2 separate regions of the Homo sapiens genome follow, and region 2 is linked to region 1. A link is an interaction called in ENCODE POLR2A ChIA-PET data of the cell type or tissue named here. Cell type or tissue: Panc1. All regions are shown on one strand. Each heading gives the region's core, and the rest is flanking DNA. Links, peaks and the distances in the headings are about the cores only.

Region 1 (11,496 bases), core at 1,233-9,232:
GAAAATATAAGTATAAAGAATGGTATAAGAAGATCATCAACAAACATGGAAGGAGAAACTGAAAGCAACAAAACCCATGACCACTGCAACTGTTAGGAAGAATTAAGATTTCTACACACACCCTGCTGAGGTTTTAGAAGCGAAAACCTATTAATTTCTCCAATCAACAGATATTTACAGAGCACCTCCCACATGTCAAGAACTGCTTTGGGTGTTGAGGAAACATTGAACAAAATAGACAAAATCCCTACTTAAATTCTAAAAATTGTAACTTCACATTAAAATAACCAGTTATTTATTGAACATATACCATGTGGTGAGTACTAGTGGCAGAGCTGACATCCTAGAAAGTATGATTTTACTATAAGAATCATAGTCATTTATTGAGCACTTACTGTGTGCTAGATGCTATTCTAGATGCTTTCCATTGAATCCTTATGACAACCCTCTAAGGCAAGTATTAGCAAATTTCATTGATTCATACTTTCTAACAGAAAGTAAACCAGGGAAATGAAGTTCTCAACAGGAAGAAAGAGGAAGGGAGGGGAGGAAAGGAGCAGAGGAGGGGAAGATGGTCGGGACGAAGGGGAGAGGGAGTGAGGCAAATCCTAAAAACATCAGCTATATCCAGTGAAACTTTTAAGTTAGAAATGAAAGTGTCCATAAGAATTAAAAAGTAAATAATAAAGATAAAAAAAGCAGCTTTAAAAAGACACCCTCCACTGCCACCCGCAAAGCCTAAACTGAATTCGAGATTTCTGTTTTAAGCATTGTAGCTGGATTATTGTTATACTTCAACGTAATTAAAAGTGGAATAGTCTCCTTTCTTACCCATGTGTCTACCACATAACGATAGCTAAATTCAAACAAAGTTGAGTCTTTAAAATTCCTTTATTTTTATTTGAGACATGTGCATTTAAAATGCCTCTGGAATTCTCAAAGGTACCCAAAGGCAGAGTGTTGAATAATGGAAAATATTAACAATCATTAGGAGAAGCTGGTTGACTTACTTTCTTTCCAGATGCTAAAATTCTCTAGTTTCTCAATTTCAAGAGTGTTAACGTATACGTTTAAAAGTGCAATAAATGCTAACTGTAATCATGTCTTCTAAATCTTACACGAAAACCCCAGAGAAAATAAATTATTGGCCCATGGAAATACTTTCATCTCACTATTCTTTGTAAACAGAAATCTGGAAATGGTTTTGTGCAACCCTGAATCTGTGTTGGAGGTTGGTAATCATCTGAGAGTGGCCTTTTAGCTGCTGTTAAAAATATTGCTGAGGAAGACAAAGGCAGACCTGGGGAGCCCAGTCTGCAAACAGCATCAGCCCAAACTACCAATCACAGGACCCTTGACAGTCTTCAAATGTGAGCAGCGCAGAAAAAGGAGGAAAAAGCAGTAACGGCCTCCTCACTTCTCTAGTGGATGCCTATATTCCTTGTTTAAAGCATCAGCAGCATTAATGTTTCTCAGTATGTCTCAATATAAACAACTTCAGCTACAAAGAAGTCATTAATTATATTTTATGATAAAATGTATCACGGAGAAACAAAGTGAACCTTCTGGGGGGTAGGGAGAGATTGGAAAATTCTTCTTCCTGGAAAATATAATATGGACACTTTTAAATTTAATTTTCTTTGTGCCTGCTGAACAATTTTCCAAACAAGTTCCCCAGGTTAAAACTTTGTCAGCATATTTGAGAGAACCAAAGGCAAATTAAAACTTTTTCTTCTTAAATGAACGAATAAAAGTTTGAAAAACTGTAGCTGACACACGTGTTAGCCTTTGATGGGGAGACCAGGTGCATTATATACAAGGATAGGATTAGGAATAGGAAGAAGCTTCCTCAGGTCCTTTGTAGTAAACCAAGGGGAAGTTTTACAATCATTTTGTATTTCATTCCATTGTGGGTGCTGTTGTTTGTCTTTCGAGCCTCAATTTGCCCAAGTGGAATGTATAATGCTCACGCAACTAGGGTTTCCAGTTAAAAACAGGGCACACAGCTAAATACAAATTTCAGATAAATAATGAATAAATTTTTTTGAGACAGGGGTCTCTCTCTGTTGCCCAGGCTGGAGTGCAGTGGTGCAATCACAGCTCACTACAACCACCAGCTCCTGGGGTTAAGCAATCCTCCCACCTTAGGCTCCCAAGTAGCTACAGGCGCCCACCACCACACCCAGCTGATTTTTGTAGTTTTTTTTTGGTAGAGATAGGATTTTGCCATGTTGCCCAAGGTGGTCTCAAACTCCTGGGTTCAACAGATCCGCCCACCCTGACCTCTCAAAATGCTGGGATTACAGGCGAGAACCAACTGTGCTCTGCAATGAATGGATTTTTAGTATAAATATGTCCCACATATTGCATGGCACATTCTAAAAAAAAAAAAAAACAATTTATCTGAAATTTGAATTTAAGGGGGTGTCCCTTATTTTTATTTGCTAACTCTGGCATGTAACAGGACTTATATACCAAGTAGATGGTGTGCTAGCCAAGTTTGTCCTCTGGATGGGGATAAGAAAGGTTGGTAAGCACACACTGGTGGGGAGATACAGGAAAAAAAACAGAGCTGTTGGGGCAGGGTATGTATCAAGACTCTGACATCGTCAAGAGAGAAAGAGAATGGGGATACATCTTAACTGGGTGCAAAGACTGATAACCAGGGACATACCCAGGGCAACTGGTGACAGAACAGGAGGTGACCAGCCCCGGGATGGAGGGGAAGTACTCTGGCTCTTGGCACAGTGACATTCCTCTTTGTCCCTTTGCTAGTTTCTTCCTCATACTAGTGAATTTCATAGAGGAAGTATATAACCAATGACAGTTGAAACACAGATACTTTTAGGCGTGGTAAATAATTTGAAAATACAGTAACTGCCATATCTATGTAGACCTGTTGATTAATTTATTAATACTTTTATACTGAATGTTAGCAAAGGATTTCATCATGAACTTTGCCTTTTCCCTATTACTGATATTCCTGGGAGTTCTTGGATGGGGAGGTGCAGGGGCGAGAATATGCTGCTAAGTAGGGTATTCTTAAATGATGACCTAGGAAACTTTCCAATCTCTGCACTGTGACCCCACCTGTCCATAAAAGGCAGTCACAAATGCCATCAGCTGAACAGGATGGCATCCTATCTCTTCTCTCCTGCCCTGCTGCCATTTTCCCATCTCCACGTATACTGCTCTGTAATTTACTAGCATACTCACCTTAGAATGTTGGTATAAAGATAAATGAGTTATGTGCATATGTAAAGCTTTGAGAATAGTGCTGGTTACATGGTATGCTTTAAATGGTTGCTTTATTACAATATTAATCATCATAATAAAAGTCTACTCAGATTTCAATCTCTTTGTCAATCCTCAGGGTAACTGGCTGAGAAAAATTCTGGCATCTATGGGTCTCTGGATATATCATCTTAAGCGCACCGAATTTCTGCCATTTGTAAATACCTCGATTCTACCCATCTCTGCAGTTACAGTAAGAAAATAAGTTAAACTGATATGTAAAAAATCATGCTTAATTTTTAGAATAATGCCATCTTAAAAAGGCAAAGGAAAAAATATACAGGTATGATATCAAAATTAGGCCAAAATGTATAGGTATAATTGTTAAACATAATCTGCTACTCAAATCACAAGCTGACGAGGGTTAAAAATGAGAAAAATGCCTTTGGATTAGGTTGGCATTGATGAGGATGCAAGGAATGGCTAGGGTTACCCTCTGCTGAAGCAGGAAACAGCTCAGCTATGTCTGCATCTTTGGTAACAACTCTATGGTCACTTTGAGAGGGAAGATACTTTAATAAACAAAAGCACAGATTTTGCACCGAAAGAGCTCTTCAGTATGTCCTTATTTCAAGGCTGGGTCATTCCTTTGGCTTTAGAATGAGGATGAGGAAATGGATTTAACACTTATTGAGGTACTGACTTCCCTGTGTTTCAAGGGCATACCCTGAGCATGGTTTTCGTATAAGGACATGTATCAATAAAACAATAGGGAATCTCATCAACTAGACATTTATTCAATTGTTCCTGATATTTAACAACATCCCTAAAATTACTTTTTAAACACTTTTTTATTTTTGCCAAAGATGAGAAATAGAGTTAAGTGCACAAATGGCTTTGGACAATCTGCTGCAGAGAACTGTTTTAAGCATGGCATAAACATGCCAAATCAATAACTTGTTTCTTTATCTGCATGTGCCATGAAAACCTGGCTATCATAGAGTGCCGGATCCATTAAAAACTGAATTTGCTATTTCCAGACAGCAGATAGCTCAAAGCTCAACAGGGCCAGCAGGCAAGAATCCAAACCCACATCTCTCTCTCTCTAGAAAAACAACTCAAAGCACTCTGTTGCTACATTATGTTATTCAAAGCACAGGAGATAATGAAGGCTTGACAATACCGTGGCTCTCAGGATTGAGTCAAATGGCCATTATTCTTCAAACATAAAGAGCTGGGTGAAGTGACTTTTGTAATCTTAAATCACTAGACAAATCTGATTAAAAGAGAAATGTAAATCAGTAAGTGACATCTGAAATGAAACTGTCCCTTTTCCATATTTAAGAAACTTGATGTCACAGAGATGCCTAGTCTTTGAGGAAAGAAGGAATGGTGGTATAACCCAAGGCTTTTGATATAGATTTTTGCTGTATGCCTCTGCCCAAAGCTGTAGAAAATATTTTACATTTTTATTATATAATATTTTACTGTACACTAGTAGATATGAATTCCCTGTACACTAGCAGATATGAATTAACAACAGTTCTTAAGGTAGTCATAGGAAGTGTGATTATTGAAATATATATCAATATTTTTTGTATATTTAATACTACAATTAAAAATTCATTGTCCTGATACACTACTTAAAATTATCCCACTCAAGTTATGCCTAGTGCCGTCTTTTATCTTTTCTTTTCTTTTTTCTTTTTTTGAGACAATGTCTTGCTCTGTCATTGAGGCTAGAGTGCAGTGGTGCGATCACAACTCACTGCAGCCTCGAACTCCTGGACTTAAGCCATCTGATCCTCTTGTTTCAGCCTCCCGAGTAGCTGGAAACACAGGCACATGCCACCACACCTGGCTAATTTTTAAATCTTTTGTAGAGACAGGAGTCTCCTTACGTTGTCCAGGCTGGTCTCAAACTCCTAGGCTCAAATGATTCTCCCACCACAGTCTCCCAAATTACTGGGATTACAGGGATGAGCCACCACATCCAGCTTAGAGGAGTCTTTCTTTAAGACAAAAATATAATAAAAATCTCAAAGACTAATATTTTATAGCATCTAATTAAGTAAATAATTTGGGGTGATAATGATTCTACTTTCCTCATCTTTTATCTCAAACACATTTTTTTTGGTCCCTTACCCAACTATCAACACTTATTCAACCACTCTTTTGCTGCTTTTTTTTTTTTTTTTTTTTGAGACAGAGTCTTGCTCTGTTGCCCAGGCCAGAGTGCAGTGGCGAGATCTCGGCTCACTGCAAGCTCCGCCTCCCAGGTTCACGCCATTCTCCTGCCTCAGCCTCCCGAGTAGCGGGGACTACAGGCGCCGGCCACCACGCCCGGCTAATTTTTTCTGTTTTTAGTAGAGACGGGGTTTCACTGCGTTAGCCAGGATGGTCTCGCTCTCTGGACCTCGTGATCTGCCCGCCTCGGCCTCTCAAAGTGCTGGGATTACAGGCGTGAGCCACTGCGCCCGGCCGGAGCTTTTTTTTTTCTTTTTCTTTTATATATGGGCTCTTGCTCTGTTGCCCAGGCTGGAGAGCAGTGGTGCAATTATGGCTCACTGCAGCCTGGACTGCCTGGGCTCAAGAGATCCTCCTGCATCAGCCTCTCAAGTACCTGGGACTACAGGCACACAGCACCACACCTGGCTAATTTTCTTTTTAAAACATTTTTTGGCCAGGCACGGTGGCTCATGCCTGTAATTCCAGCACTTTGGGAGGCTGAGGCGGGTGGATCACCTGAGGTCAGGAGTTCGAGACCGGCCTGGCCAACATGGTGAAACCCCATCTCTACTAAAAATACAAAAAGTTAGCCGGGTAGGCTGAGGCAGGAGAATTGCTTGAACCCGGAAGGCAGAGGTTGCGGTGAGCTGAGATCAAGCCACTGCTCTGCAGCCTGGATGACAAGAGTGAAACTCCATCTCAAAAACAAAAACAAAAACAAAAAAACCCCGTTTTTTTGTAGAGATGGGTTCTTGCTATGTGCCCAGGCTGGTCTCAAACTCCTGGCCTCAAGTGGTCCTACTGCCTCGGCCTCCCAAAGTGCTGAGATTATAGGCATGAGCCACCATGTTTAGCCTATTATTTCTTTTATTCAACCACTCTCTGTAGTAATACTTCATTTACCCTACCTTATTAAGAAGCAGCAGTTCCTGAGACTTTTCAAGGTAAGTAAAAGTTATTTCTAAAATACCAAAGTTTCTAAAAATTCTATTTTAAAACAAAATATCTGTTTCCGAATGTAAACTGATCCCAATTATTTTACCCTAAGGCTACTGAAATATATAGGGATATCTGGGTATTTGGGTCCAAATTAAGTGGTCTTGGGCAGCTGCACTTTCGGAGTTCCTCTGTTAATGACTTATAGTTTTTATGGCCCGTCCTTGCTTTCATTTAGGATGCTGTCACTTCTTACTAGAGCTCTGACTTTTTGAAGCAATAACTACCCTCTTTTACCTGCTATTAGTGTTGACTGTGTTTTGGGAAACCAGGCATCAGTTTGAACTGATTTGTTTTAAAAAAAGATTGAACTGTTTGTGGATGAGGGACCGAAGAAGTAATGAGGTGGGTGAGGAGAATTACACAATAATTTTAACAATCTGGGCCCAAATAGGCTTTTTTAGAGGTTCTGAGCTGTTTTAAAAAGGTGGGATTGCTGCACAAAAGATGCTCTGGTTGAGTAAAGCACTAATGTTAGTTTTCTTTCTACTCATAGGCTAACTTATCAAGTGCATAAATACATACATGTTTAATGACATATATGAATTTGCTTCTAGTTCAGTTGATACATGCATATATATGTAGAAAAGTAATTAAATAATGATAGTTATCAAAAGAAAAAGAAAAGCCCAGTTCACCAACACAGGAGCTAGATGACAATGTTTCTTCTCAAGTGTGTCCACTGACATGTATATGCAGAAAAATTACTAATATAACAAGCCACTAAAAGAAAGCAAGAAGCCCACTTCACAAAATACAGAAAAATAGTGACTACCTGTTAAAGACTCACTTTTAGTGGTGGAGTGTGCACTAATTCATGCAGATTAACTGTGTTTGCAGATGTTAAAAACCACTGTAGATGTAAATAGAACTTTTTCCTTCCAAGCATTTCAATTTTTTAGAATAACTTTTCACAATAGCAGATTATAAACATGTGTGTTTGGCTAATAAACCTAGATTTCCCCCTAAACACATAATTCTGATAAAATCTAACAAAAAACAGAGAAAGAAACAGGAAAACATTTTTATGTGCAGAGAAATGTCTTCTTCAGGCCAAGGACAAACAGCACATGCTAATTTGCATGGTTTTAATAAAAGTGTTCTAATTATAGCCTACTCTAACTTACCCGTGATTTATCAAAAGAAAAAAAAAAATCAACTCCAGGTTGGACTTTTTGTGACCTGGAAGCTCTCTGGCCCTGTAACCCTCCTTGGTACTTAGTATGGTGTTTCAGAAACTATAATACAAGTTATGTTCATTACCTGTTTATTAAAATGACAAAGGAAACAACATAATGCATAAAATATAACCAGATTATCTGCTACTTTGGATTACCTTTACTAATGTTCTCTTTTAGAAGGACAGATAAATGGGAGTTAACTTTTGTCAAGCCCTTTTGTATGAGTCTTTATTTATTATAAGAATTCCTGAAAACAATTTAAGAAATGGACATGCAACCAGAGGCAACAAACAAAAATGAAATTCTTCTAGTCTCAAGCAACATTTCTTAGTGCAAGAAATAAAGTATTTTCTAAGCCTTATTCTGGGTACACATTTTGCTCCTAGCTTTATTTGCTTTTTGCAACAGCATTTAAGAGAAAACCAACTGACCATTTACAACCTAAACAATGGCTTTGGGGTATGATTAAGAAATGCACCTGGGCTCACTCAAACAACACGTTTGTTTAACCTGGTGACTTTCCTGTGTCTGGGGTCAGGCAGGAGCAATCTTGGTTGGGGGAAGGAAAGAAGAGCAAATACAACTGACTCACTGAGAACAAAATGGTTGCACTAACTACCCTTTGTAATTACAACTGTTTTAACAGTTTCTAGTAGGCAAAGCTGTCATTTAAGTGACCCACTATAATTTGGGATGAAACCCGAAGGAAATTTTGCCAAGTTTAGAATAGGAGTTGCATTTCTGAGTTTACTCAGCATGATGAATCCACTAAAATGCTGACTATTCTTTTTTTGGCATAAACTTACGTCAAGGGGAAAATGAACATTAAAATGAATATAGCTAGAGAGGCAAACCGTCACAACATTCACTCCCAGGAGCAGACCATAGTTTATTTTACTTTTTGTATCTTTCTATTATGAAACATTTCAATCATATAGAAAAATGCAGAATAAAATAATGAACACCCCCCAAACATCATTTAGTTTTGATAATCACCAACACATGGGCAATCTTATTTTATTGTACCCTATCCACTCTGCTCTTTGAAATTATTTTAAAAAAAAATGTTCTTTTAGAGACGGGGTCTTGCTCTGTTGCCCAGGCTGAAGTAAAATGGTGCAGTCATAGCTCACAGTAACTTGAAATCCGGGGCTCAAGTGATCCTCCTGCCTAAACCTGTCCCCGGTAGCTAGGACTACAGGTGTGCAATACCATGCCTGGCTAATTTTTAATTTTTATTTTTTTTAAATAGAGACAGAGTTTCACAATGTTGCTCAGGCTGGTCTCAAACTCCTGCGCTCAAGTGATCCTCCAGCTTCAGACTCCCAGAGTGCTGGGATTACCGGCATAAGCCAATACACCAGCCTGCATTAAAGCAAACCCCAAACAACTGATGTTGTATTTCATAAAAGCTTTCACTGACAATATATGTATATATTTTCATAAGGATCACGCCAGAAATCTCACTGAGCATGAGATGTCTAAACCAACTTTAACCACACCTTGTAAAACACTTTACACTAAAACCTATCTGCCTAGAAAACCAATTTGCTTGAATATAAGTGGGTAATTCAAATGACAAAATAACTTTAAACACAACCCTCTATTAATTCATGCGGGGAAAAATAGCAACATTCTCAGATTGGGAAAATAGTGCATGTTACTTTATCCCTATGGTTCTAGTCTTTGTGGACATTCCAATCAGTGAGAGACAATATTAAAAGTAACATGGATAGATTTGCCTGGATGGAACTTAGAAAAGTAGGTAAAGGCTACTAAGGAGGCCGGGAGCTGCCTGGAATAAAACTTTTCCATTTTCCTTCACTACTGTACATCCAGAATAAAACAGAATGGCAACAGACCAAAACTTAGGAGCTTCAAAAGGCACTCATCAAGCAGTCTAGCTATTTACAATAATTTATTACCAATCTTAAAGATCAAAAGGAACTCCATCAAGCATTTAGATTCAATTCCTCACTGCCTGATGACTAAGTTGTAGAGGAATGAAGGGAAGCCAAAATAATCTGAGGTGACTTTGATACAATGCCACAAAGGATATGAGGAGGAAGCCGGTAGAAGCTGCAAATGGCTAGGTTCCATTAAGAGTTCTAATAAAAGAAGAATGGAATTTCCCTTAACTGCGAATTTAAAAATGTTACAAGTGGGCGAAATTTAGACAAGCCAGGCAAAACCTCTGATTTGCCATCGCCTTTTTTGTTGTTGTTGTTAAATGTTAACTTTAGCCACTGCTGCACTTATGTTCATTAAGTGGCTTCATCTAAAAAAAAATGCAACACTACCTTCAGAAATCTGGCCAATCTCATTCCTTTTGCTGTTGTATTACTTATCAGCCTGCTCCTTCTGTCTGCATTGTCAGACCCTATTGGCTCTCTCAATCTCTTTCAAACAAATTGCTGCATTCTGCAATGTGACTGATTTAGCTTGAAAAATGTAACTTGGAATGATATAAGTTTTAGTATTACATATCACCATGGTCACATGAAGCATAAACATCTCTTTTACGAGTTTTTGGTGCTTAAGTCAATTGGTCACTATAGAAACACTAGAAGCTAGTGTTTCAAATTCTTTCAACTTCTATGAACTGGCACAATTTTTCCCTCCTGAATCCAGACATCTCTGTATTTTCAACTGAGGAAAGTAGTTTTCACACTACTTACTTTGGCTAGTTAAAAAATCCCTACCACATGTCTCCCTATAAATTCATAGATAAAGATTTAAGTTTATATTAGCATTTCAACTGTGCAAATTTTTTGTTTGCTTCTGAAATCACCTCGAATTAACAGATTTACTGGAATCCTACATGGTTTAGAAGTTTTGCACAAGTCTCTGAAACCTTGTAATCTATTTCCCCATGAAGATGTGGAGTTAAGCATTTTCTTAAAAATGGCTACATATTTTTTCTTTTTAAAAGAGTGCTTATCTTTTACAAATATATTGTAAAATACTTACAAGTGAAAAGATGTCTAGGAATTTTTCAAACATGAGGGATGGAGAAGGTAGGGTATAAATGACACAGACGGACTATGAATCTATGAAGCTGTGGGATGGGTACATGTGGGTCGTCACGTTATTTGGTCATTTTCTGTGTAGCAAAGCTCCAGGCAGTAGATATTTCAGACATGATGCTATGTACTAATTTTTATTAGGATTTTCATTTAGAAAAATAACTTTCTATCAGGAGGAATGAAGAATCAAGTTTTGCAGTCAGCATTTCAATTATCTTTACCAATCCAAAACCCAAGTTCCTCCAGTACAGTGTTTGGAAAGAAAAAACAAAAACCAACCAACCAAAATACACCCCAAAATGTGTCTTTTCACTGTCTTTGAGATTTCAGTGCCAATATGTAACTAGATTTCAATGTGAATAAAATATAATTATTATAGTTCAGAAATATAACATTTCTGTTTTCTTTAAAAGGGATAAAGAGCTAAAAAATTTAAATTGAAATATAAATGTAATTGGTAAGTGTATTTCAGAATCACCATATGTTGGTGAAAATTGTACTATACATTCGGAAAGACTTTAATACTTAATATGCTATTAACATGCTTCTCTTACCTTGTGATCATATGGACTGTAAGAATGAAACACCCGAGAAAGATCTTTTGTCCTTTGCTTTTTCTGTGAAAAAAAACAAAAAAAACAAAAAACCAACATACAAACAATTGAGTTGACAGCAGATAAAAAATATACATGTGTGTATATATCTCTACATACATAAAGTTTTTTTTTTTTTTTTTTAAGAGATTCTTCCTTTGTGGAGGCTGAGAAGACACAGGGGTGCAACTAAAAACCAAAGTCACTTTATGGTTATGTGGGTCATTATCACAGAGC
Region 2 (11,496 bases), core at 1,723-9,722, 630 kb before region 1:
CCAACTCAGGAAGTGGAATATATGCATGCCCTGTAATCCAGTTATTCTCCTTGGGAATATATCCCAGAAAAACTGTGTACCAGTTGCTCTGTGTACCAGGATACAAGAATGTCCACAGCAGTATTATTTGCAATGACCCAAACTGCAAACTACTTGACTTAGTTTAGCTCCTCTCAGAAGCAGACCCTAAGACAAAAATTAAGTTTATTTAGAAGAAAAAAATAAACAAAAAAAACTGGTAGGGGTATGGGGGAGTAAGACAGGGAAGAAAAGGCAGCCAATAAACGGTGTACCATTAAACCAACTACTGTGTGAGTCACTGGGGCATCGTCTCATAGAGAAACTAGGGGAACTGCAATTATCCAAGGGAGCTGCGGTATTTACACCCCAACTCCCCAGAGTCATTGGTTGAGACCTGCCCCCAGGGGCACTCCTGGCTTTCTGTGATGTGCAAGGCTTTCTGTAGTTGGGATGGAGAGGAGAGCGCTTAGACACAGATGCAGATAATGCATCTGGAGGTTGATGAGTGCATCACGAAACAGCTAAAAGACGTGGGTGAGGAACTGACAGAATCTGCTACAAAACAAAACCCACAAGTACACTGACAGGAAATGGATAAACTGAGGTACATTCATACACAGTAGTACTATACAGCAATGAAAATAAATGTATAAAGTTGCGCACATCACAAAACATATAACGTTAATTTTTAAAAAGGCGATAGAAGAAACACAGTACAGTTTCATGTATTTGAAGCTTTAAAACATGCAAAATAAAGCAATTATTAGTTAGGGACACATATATGGCGAAATCATGAAGGAACACAAGAAAATGGAAAACAAAAATGTCAGGATGCTGACTTATGTAAAATATGCTAAGAGACTAAACGTGTTTGAAATTATCAAAATTACATTTTATTTTGGAGAAATTAACTTTAATTGAAAAGGGAAAAGTTGTATCTGAGGTACGGGTGAGGAGGAATAATTGAAAGATAAAACAGAATTGAGACTGTTCTATGCTGGATGGCAGACGCATGGGTCAGCCTTTTATTGCTGTCTATTTCAGAAATGTATGTACACTTTTTATGCATAAAATATTTCAAAAAAGTAAAAGATTGAAATAAAAGATATCAAAACATTCACATAACTTCTCTGAGTGGAAGAATAATGGATTTTCTTTTCTTCTTTTTACTTTTCTGTATTTTCCGCAATAAATGTACATTCTTTTTGTATTAATAAAACAATTTGAAATTAATCATTTCCTCATAACCCCCCCTTATCTCCTAATTCTAGTTCTACCACCTTACACACATGGCCAATCTAGAAAAAGAGGGAAATCAGTTACTTGATTCCCTGTTGTGGTTATTAAGTTACACAGAGATCCCTGGTTTGCTAATTCAGCTGCAAATTTACATTTGCCCACAGGCACTGAAGCCAAAAAAAAAAAAAAAAAAAAAAGTAGGCCAATTCTAAAATAAATCATCCAGTGGGCAATTAAATACTTGATAAAAATTGAAGGGAAGAAAGAATCAGAACTCTATAGGTTAAATCCTATTATAACCAATTTCATATGACAGTTTCTATTCTCTCCTGAGGGATTTTGAGTGGAATTCAGGTTATGCCAAACGTTGCTTGAAAAGATTGAAGTATTTAAAGAATATTAAGAGACACAATGTGTTAGTAACAATCACAATCACAATTTTTATTTTGAAAGACAAATTATACCTGTAAAGGGGGAACAGACTGCATGGTCTACATCACTATTGAATATGGGAAGACTGAAGCTCCAAGATGCTTGAAATAACCAACTTGTGTATTCATCAAATGCCTTGTATATTTTGTCAAACCATTAAAAACTAAAATCATTACTGCTGGTCTCAGAGGTTATGTCTATCAAACAACTGGTTCCACTATTTGAATATAAATTTATAATCAATATCAGTCATCCTATCAATGCTAGAACAGAATAAATGTTCTTTACGGGTTGCAAAAACTTATTATTATAGTCACTACTAGAAAACGGGTGAATTTGTGATGCCCTACGATGTATTTGTCCATTCTATTAGCAGCATCATGTTTTGATGATGTACCAGTTAATATGTCTTCCTTTGGGACTCCAAAATCATTAAGGTTTATGTATTCATAATCTGAGAGGCCTAAGTGAATAGGCTTGAGGGCCCCAGGAGCACTTAAAAGCTAGTTGGGAAGAAAAGTGCCTGCCCAAATAGCTTTTGCAGAGCAACAGACCGTAAATCTCCTTTGTGAGCTCAGATAAGCTTGGACTGAAGAGGACTCTCATAAACTCCTGCTTATCCAAACTGCAATATCTGCCTCTGTGAGTTTCTAGCCCTGACCCCTGACAGCCCCTTCCATTTAACCTGTTCTTTCAGTGTGACTGTGTATAACAAGGGTTGTGCAGGAATGCCGCATGCCCTACAATATTTATTTCAATCCAAAATTCTCTTAACCAAGCTTGGGGGCTGCAGGTTTTGTACCACAGTGTCTGAAACAGAAGAGAAAAAAGAAGAGGGCCTCAAATTTCGAGGTATAACAGTATGTACCTCGTAACTATAGTTTACAAGAGCAGCCAAACGTATTATACTAAGAACCTTAATTTAGAAAAATCCAGTAGCCCACAAAGGCTGAAAGATTTAAAAAAAAAATTGGAGTCAATCACAAAAATAACCAATGTAATTTTTTCTAAAAAAAAAAAATACTAACCTCTGAACCATGTATTGTTTTCTGTTTAATAAAAGAAAAATATTTTCTGGTTTTCTAATATAAAAGGCCAACTTCAAAGGAGCTTTATAAGTACCATAAGGTAGTATTGTCACCCAGGCAATTTCAAAAGGTCTTTCAAACCACCCTCAGATAACTAATCTGTTACTTGGCAACTCTTATGAGAAAACATCTTTAAAGAGTCCATAAACAATCATTATCTTTAAACAGCATCCCAAAAACTAAAATCCCTGGATAACATAGATTTTTCATTTTTACCTCTCTCAGACTCTATCTCACAACTCCTTCTCTAATTTAAAAATAATAATAATTTAAAAGCTAATGAGAAGAAGTCCTACAACAGATTCTGTAAAAATGCACCTTGCAAAAATGGGTGTCAAATAAAATCTATCTTTGAATTTAGAGAAAAGACAGAGAGGCAATAAAAGGATACAAGTTTAAATGAGGAAAAATCTTTACATCATCATTTACTTTTCCATTTTAATTAAACTTGAATTCCAAATGATGCTGAGTTTATTAACAAGATAATTCTTTATAAGTCACTACTGAGCAGGTTCCATAAGAATTTTATGGTCTGTCAATATCAAATGGTAAAGAGTAATCTAAGAATTTAGTGAGTCAATAAAATAAAAGGCATTCACAGTACACCCACACGTAACCTGAGAACTCCCTTGAGGACTAGGGGGGTGGTTTCAAGTGACTTTCAACATCACCAATTAAAGCAACAGCTTCGGCATTAAATATGCCATTTGCACCTCAATCTACTTCATCTCCCTCTCCAACCAACAGACAGCTCCCTGAATACAGTTGCACAAGTGCCCACTATGTATCTTGAGAGATGAAATTAGAATTTTTATGGCTGGGAAGTATTTACAGATCACATAAATACTTACACAGATCAGAGAAGTGAAATAAATTTTGAATCACCAAAATATACTACTTTCCGGGGTGCTCTGTTTACCCCAACTAAGCTCTATTTACTACAGTGCTATTTTTTAAGGCCTTCAGGAGTTCCAGGCTCATACCTTTACTAAAACACAGTGTAAGGATTCCAGATTTCCAGTGTCCTAAAATCAGTGTCCTCTTTAGGTTAAGTGTAAATGAGTGAGTATGTGTGGGTGGGGAGAAAAGGGTTGAGAAGATGTTGAAGAGGAGACAGAGTATCTTGAAAGGAAATTCCTCTTAACCCAACATGAGATTTTTGGAAATTCAGGACAGTTCAGGGTAACATGAAGTATCACTTAAGTAAGAAGGTGCATGAAGACACTTACGTTAGAATTCTCTATATTCTTGAATAAATTATAAGATGGCAGAAATCTAACAATCTGAGAATTATAATCCAATTTTCAGCATTGCAATGCTGGGTCATGTTTTACTTTTTCTAGCAATATCTTATTTTAATTCAATATTTACAAGAAAGGAAAGTTAAGTAGCATAACTCAAAATTCTGATGTTATACTGGAAAACATTTCTGTCAAATAGGAAAATAGCTCTACACATGGCTGTTTCTCCTCTGAAATTACATTGATGTCGACCTCTCCTCTTCTATAGAGGAACTTTACCACCACGGAAGGCCAGGATTACATTCAGTGAATACGTGAATAATTCCCACTGCATTAGCGTTAATGCAACTGCCACAATCATTTACACTAACACCCTTTTACACAACTACTATGACTTCTGCTAACAACTCAGCTGTTACGTCTACATTTTTTACAAGATAATAATATATGTGGTAAAGCCACCAAGGGCCGTGGCAGAAACACCAAATGTAGAGGGCCTTGAGGGTTGAATAAGCCCATTGTCTGTTTTCAAACAAGAGGGCTGTATTCATGTTGAAACCAGAGTATAAAAAGTAGATTAGAACAAAGCCTTAAAATCAGAAACAAATCAAAAGTAGCTGAAAACCCACTCACATGTTTTAAACTACAATTTCTATGCTTGGCATTGTTTGTATATTTCCATTACAAAATAAACGTGAAGATGATAGAAATTTATGAGGGCAGCACGTTCATAGAAGAGGTACTTTTTTTCTTTTTTCAATTTATCTTGAATATTTAAAATGGCTTTTGGGGGAGAAGAATATCCTTACCATTTTAAAAACATATAAAGTGAGCTGGAGATTTGTCAACTTATTAAGGACTTGATTTTATGCTTCAGTCAAAGATATGTTACACTAGAGAAATAATATTATTTTATACTTATGCTCTCTGTACAGTTTATTAATAAGCAGTTTCATGTAAATTACCTTAATCCTTATAACAACCCTGTGAGGTAAGTATGGTTGGTCCATAGGTGGATTAAAACCCTGCGTCTCAGTGTAGAAGATATTTGTCATGTTTTCCCCCTGGTTAGCACCTTTTGAACACCCTTGATGTAGCTGGATAATTTTCAGCTAATAAGTCCCACTTTCCAATTAAAGAACTCAGAAAACTTCGTTCTCCAGTCTCCTTTGCAGCTAGGGTGACTTCAGTACCACCAATCAGATTCACCCTTGAACAACTTGGATTCACATGCGGGCAACTTGCAGGAGGAAGCGACATACCGGTATGGATTTGACATGGTTTTATTACAGGTAAGGATGGCAATCATGGTATCCAGCTTAGGGGGCCAGTGATGGTTGCAAGGCTGCCTTCTCAGAGCAGGCAGATTTCCTGGCAGCATTAGAAACCACAGCAACCGGTCGGGTGCGATGCCTCATGCCCGTAATGCTAGCACTTTGGGAGGCTGAGGAGGGCAGATCACTTGAGGTCAGGAGTTCAAGACTAGCCTGGCCAACATGGTGAAACCCTGCCTCCACTAAAAACACAAAAAATTGGCCAGGCGCGGTGGTCACACCTGTAATCCCAGCACTTTGGGAGGCCGAGGCGGGCGGATCACGAGGTCAGGAGATTGAGACCATCCTAGCTAACACGGTGAAACCCCATCTCTACTAAAAATACAAAAAATTAGCCGGGCGTGGTGGCAGGCACCTGTAGTCCCAGCTACTCGGGAGGCTGAGGCAGGAGAATGGTGTGAACCTGGGAGGAGGAGCTTGCAGTGAGCCGAGATCCATGCCACTGCACTCCAGCCTGGGCGACAGAGCGAGACTCCGTCTCAAAAAAAAAAAAAAAAAAAATACAAAAAATTAGCTGGGCGTAGTGGTGGGCACCTGTAATCCCAACTACTCCGGAGGCTGAGGCAGGAGAATCACTTGAACCTGGGAGGCAGAGGTTGCAGTGAGCCGAGATAGCGCCACTGTACTCCAGCCTAGGTGACAGAGCAAGACTCCAACTTAAAAAAAAAAAAAAAAAAAAGAAAGAAAGAAAGAAACCACAGCATTCAGGGCTCAAGGGGGCAGCACAGGTGGTGACGGTTTCCTCTTTAGGCCAGTTCTTTGCCATGGTTTTGGAAACTGTTTCCGAAACGTTTAGCTATGTGCCTAGTTCTTCAGCCTTCCCAAGGCGACCACAAGCTTCTCAATATCCTCTCAATAAATTCCATTTCTGCTTAACCAGAGTCCGTTTCTGTCGCTTACAATTAGGGACCCTGATTCAAACATTTACTGAGGTTGTCGCACAATATTCATTCTCTTTGGGAAGTCTTCTCTGGCCAAGCAACCTTTAGCCTAAGTCCAAAGGGATGCATAAGACTCAACCAAGCCAAGGTTGAGGTGTTGAGGTGGGGAAAGGGGAATGGTATTGTAGGCAGAGGGCCAGGCAGTGCAAAGGCCCTGTGGTGGAAAAGATGAACCACTGGTCTTGAGCATAGTGAATGGCATGGGGGAGAACTTAATGAAATGAGGCAAACAGGTGAGCAGAGGCCGGTGTACAAGGGCATGGTCACACATGTTTCACCTCTAGGCCTGCATGTCAGAAAAGAAAATTTCTCTATTAAGCCAAAATAAAAGTAGACATAAGCAACACACATTTGAAATTTTACCCTGAGAAGTTTCAGAGTAAGAAAGACCAATACCCCAACTACCAGGTACGGTTCCAAACACGTAAAAATAGTGATAATGTTGATAATGTTTCCCCTACATGCTTTTTTTTTTTTTTTTTTTGAGATAGGGTCTCACTGTATTGCTCAGGCTGGAGTGCAGTGGTGGGATCTCAGCTCATTGCAACCTCTACCTCCTGGGCTCAAGCAACGCTCCCACCTCAGCCTCCCTAGTAGCTGGGACTACAGGCACACACCACCACACCTGGCTAATTTTATATCCTTTCTTATACACACAGAAACATTCCCATGTTCTTCAAGTATTCAAGTAATAGCCCAGCCGTAAAAGCTTATCAAACAGCACAATGGATCTGGACTGAGGAAACCTGTGTCTGAGCACTTAAGCAAAACTTACTAAATCCATAATCTTAGAAAAATTACATGCATTATCTGGGCAGGTTGCCCAAATCAATAAGATACAGAAGTATCTGCTGCCCTCCATACCTCATGGAATTTTAAGGCTCACATAAGCCAAGAGATGTGCAAGATCTATATATTAGGTATTATTAGTAAGGAGTAATTGTGATGACAATAATAGCTATTAGGAAATGTCACTGGGCATGGTGGCTCATACCTGTAATCCCAGCATTTTGGGAGGCCAAGGCAGGAGGATCCATTGATCCTGGGAGTTCAAGACCAGCCTGGGCAACATAGAGAGACCCTGTCTCTACAAAAAATAAAAACTAAAAAATTAGCCAGGCATGGTGATACACGTCTGTGGTGTTAGCTACTCAGAGGCTGAGGCTGGAGGATCGCTTGAGCCCAGGAGGCAGAGGTTGCAATGAGCCATGACCGTGCCACTGCAGTCCAGCCTGGGTGACAGGGTGAGGCCTTGTCTCAAAAAAAAATTAAAAAAATTAAAAAATTTGACCAAATGCAAAGTACTTTGGGATGGTTTATCTTTTCAGTTCTAAACTATTTAGTGGAAATTTCTATGTGGAATTTTTGGCTGCCATGGTTTTGACCTCAAACAAACTCACAATCTAGAAGACATAAACAAGTATACTGCAGCATTATAAATGGTAACAGATAAACCACCATTTTCAGAACAACACATACTTTGTCTTACTCATCTTTGTATCTCTAGTATCTAGGTGGCAGTACCTTAAAGATAGTAAGCAAGATATTGTCTTTGCCTGCATCTAGTTAAGTCATTCCCCAATTTGAATGTTAAAGATAATGAAACAAATCACAAAGTGAATGCTTAGAAACCAATCTAGTTGCTGGGCGCGGTGGCTCACGCCTATAATGCCAGGAGGGAGGCCGGGGCGGGTGGATCACGAGGAGTTCAAGATCAGCCTGGCCAACATGGTGAAACCCCATCTCTACTAAAAACTACAAAAAGTAGCTGGGTGTGGTGGCCCGCGCCTGTGGTTCCAGCTACTCGGGAGGCTGAGGCAGAAGAATCGCTTGAACCCGGGAGGTGGAGGTTGCAGTGAGCCGTGATCGTGTCACTGCACTCCATCCTGGGCGACAGGGCGAGGCTCTGTCTCAAAAAAAAAAAGGAACCAATCTAGTTTGGCCAACTATGCAGCCAAATCCATGATAACCAAGTTTGAAAGGTTTCATTTAATCTTCAGCATATTTCACCACAGAACAGTATAGAGATGGTGGATTTATTATAAAAATATTTGGCCCCTGGCCAGGCACAGTGGCTCATGCCTGTAATCCCAGCACTTTGGGAGACAGAGGCGGGCGGATCACGAGGTCAGGTGATCGTGACCATCCCAGCTAACAGGGTAAAACCCCATCTCTACTAAAAATACAAAAAATTAGCCTGGCGTGGTGGCACACGCCTGTAATCCCAGCTACTCCAGAGGCTGAGGCAGGTGAATTGCTTGAACTTGGGAGGCGGAGGTTGCAGTGAAAGGAGATCGCGCCACTGCACTTCAGCCTGGGCTACAGAGTGAGACTCCGTCTCAAAAAATAAAAATAATAAATATATATATTTGGCCGGGCTCAGTGGCTCACGCCTGTAATTCCACCACTTTGGGAAGCTGAGGCAGGCAGCGGATCACCTGCGGTCAGGAGTTTGAGACCAGCCTGGCCAACATGGTGAAACCTCGTCTCTACTAAAAATACAAAAATCAGCCGGGTGTGGTGCTGTGCGCCTGTAATTCCAGCTACTCGGGAGGCTGAGGCAGGAGGCAGGAGAATCGCTTGAACGTGGGAGGCTGAGGAGATCTCGGTGAGCCGAGATTGCACCATTGCACTCTAGCCTGGGTGGGCAACAAGAGTGAAACTCCATCTCAAAAAAAAAAAAAAAAGAAAGAAAGAAAGAAGAAAGAAACTGCTTATTTTGCCCTCTGTGTCTTCACTAATAGACATGGACTACATTACAAACCCCAACAGCAACAACCCAGATTCACCAGCCTTAGAAGGAAACATCAGAGATATGCCAACATCCCTACTGCGCATGAATACCCACTGCATTCAGAAAAAAAAAAGTAGCAACTTACATGGCATTCCACAGCCCACCTCAGAAGCACATCCCAATTTTTCACAACTCTCGCAGTCAGACTGTGAGGAAAGCAATTTTGAGTGGAAGTCAGAGGTGGACATGGGTTTCCAGATAGCAAAAGAGTCTGTAAGTTAAAAGAGAATGTTCAGTCACAGCTTGAAAGTAGAAGTAAAAGGGACTATTAAGAAATGACAGCAAAACTAAGACTTACTGTCAAGAAAGAGAAGCAATTCCAAGAACTGTTTAATCCATTAAACTGATGCCCAACTATCCAAGTATATTCAGAACTTAATTTGATCGTGCCCTGATCTGCCTTTACATTTTAATTAAGATTAGCTGAGCATGTAAATTAGTTTTGAGCATAATATCCTAGGGTGAACAAAACTAAAAAGAACGGAAATAAGTCCATCCGAGAAGGAAATGCGGGGAAAGGCAATCCTTGGGGATCCTTTGATCCTCAAGGTGAGGGCACCAGACAGATGACGAAGGTGGTAGCATTAAGAACTCAGCTGGAAGCACTTTTCCATTTAGGTTCTTCCTTGGAAGGGTGCCCATTCATGACAAAGACAAGGAAATGCAGTAAGTGTGAGTAGAACTTAATATAAACAGTGAGCTCTTTCTCAATTCTAAACTGCAGGCCTCCTAAATCCACATCCTGGTATAACGCCTTTAAAAAATGAAAAACCTAGCGATACAGTCTTAGCTCATACTTAACTTGTTATCTAGGATATTCCTGTGTTACATTTTTGCCTTACTTACATAAAGCCTGTCATTCAACACTTTATAATCTTTTAATTCATTTTCTTCTCCGTTTACTCTGTCCTTCACTTTTCCTTGTATATTGTATTTACGTAAATGTATGTATGTATAAAATTGCCGTATGTATATACATACAGTCTAAAACTAAATCTTATTCTACTGATCTAAAGTTAACTAAAAAGATTAAGTAACAGATCTGCAAACTACTGAACTGAAATTTTTTTATGACTTCCGTGTCTAAACTTTCACAATTACAATTGTTTTCAAACTTTAAATATCCTTAATTTTCCAGGATTTCCTCCAAAATCATTGTTTCCTGCCATCAATATAGTTTTAAGTTTCATAAAACATCCATGTAACAGGCTTTTTTATCTGCTAATCAACATCATCCATAGGCCATTTGTTTCTAAAGATAACTTCAGTTAAAACTGATCTTATTCATCAGTTTAGGTGGCAGAACTCAGACATGATGCTCAGAGCCCAAGCTCTGCAATCTGCACAGAAATGATTTTATACCCATACAATTGCTTCCTGCCAGAGGACTACGGGAGTGCAGCCTTGGGAATTTAAATGACCGATTTACCCAGGGAAAGAAAGCTTATTTTTAGTAAGTGGGAAAAAAAAAATGTTGATTTAATTTATTTTACTGCCTGTGAATCTCCTTTGGAAAAGGAGAAGCAGAGTTTGATTAATTAGATTAGCAAATGCAGTAAGTTGTTTATTCACTTGGGTGAATCAATGTTTCCCTGAATTTAGTTTAGCTTTATTTTATGCTTTCAAACCCATCCAGTAGGTAAGATGGTGAAAGCCAAAAGCCTTTCTCTCCCACAGCTCCTTGGAATATCTTTTCACATGTTAATTTGATCTTTTTGTGATCGGAGGCAGATGTATTTCACAGCGCCTCCCTCTCCCCTCCCCACTCCACCCCAGCATATGGGTAACACACATATAGATGATAGAAAATTATAGATGATAGAAAATTGACTACAGGGATCTATTTCCATTTTTTATGCCTCCTCGTTTTTAGTATTTTTCCTTTCCTGCTGACTTTCATTGTAAATTATATTTCTACCCAGTATTAAAATTCAAAAGGAAATAAAGAGCTTTCTCTGCCGTTAATGACAGCGTATTTTAAGATGATTAGGAAATAATTATTAGAACAAATTGCTTTATTTAAAAAAAAACAGTTGCTAAATTTCTCAAATGTTTGCTAGTTTTTCTTTCTTCATTCTCTTAATGACCTGTCTTTCTAAGGAAGTTCCCTTCATGTGACTTGCTACACAAAATCATTCCTGATTCATTTGTTACTGAGATTTACCGGAGTACAGCTGTTCAAACAAAGTACTTGCCTGCGAAAGCCTGGGAAGATTGGGGATGATAATCAAATTAAAATTCCAGCTCTACATTCTTTTATCAGAGTGCAGACAATTGTGATATATTTAAAATGTATTAAAATAAAAAGGGCAGAGCTCTGCTGCATCATAGACTACATTTTTCCGTTAATGACCTGGAGGACACATTAAGAAGGAGAAAAACTTATTAATTCAGCAAGAAATCAAA

The links. ChIA-PET counts read pairs that join two places held together with the same protein. Peaks named below come from ENCODE experiments on the same cell type or tissue, not always from the same donor. Only the 100,000 strongest peaks of a DNase experiment are listed, where the experiment ranks them.
Region 2: POLR2A ChIA-PET joins it to region 1 with 12 read pairs; 2 of 35 experiments call an interaction of 5 or more read pairs at or near these places.

Annotation. Positions count from the first base shown.
Region 1 is chr6:21,108,188-21,119,683 of GRCh38, reverse strand. CDKAL1 (CDKAL1 threonylcarbamoyladenosine tRNA methylthiotransferase) reads right to left here. Exons shown (of 16, transcript NM_017774.3): 13 at 11,221-11,283. Among named protein-coding and RNA genes, the nearest start is that of LINC00581, 400 kb to the left of the region's middle. In Panc1, for the core only: no CTCF peak of the experiment used is centred there; a DNase peak (open chromatin) is centred at 8,183; H3K27ac peaks cover 5,525 bases.
Region 2 is chr6:21,740,722-21,752,217 of GRCh38, reverse strand. The region is part of intron 2 of CASC15 (cancer susceptibility 15); the gene reads right to left. Among named protein-coding and RNA genes, the nearest start is that of CASC15, 80 kb to the right of the region's middle. RefSeq lists enhancers at 9,721-10,644, 10,645-11,496. In Panc1, for the core only: a CTCF peak has its summit at 6,099 (motif pointing right); a DNase peak (open chromatin) is centred at 9,713; H3K4me3 peaks cover 536 bases; H3K27ac peaks cover 7,179 bases.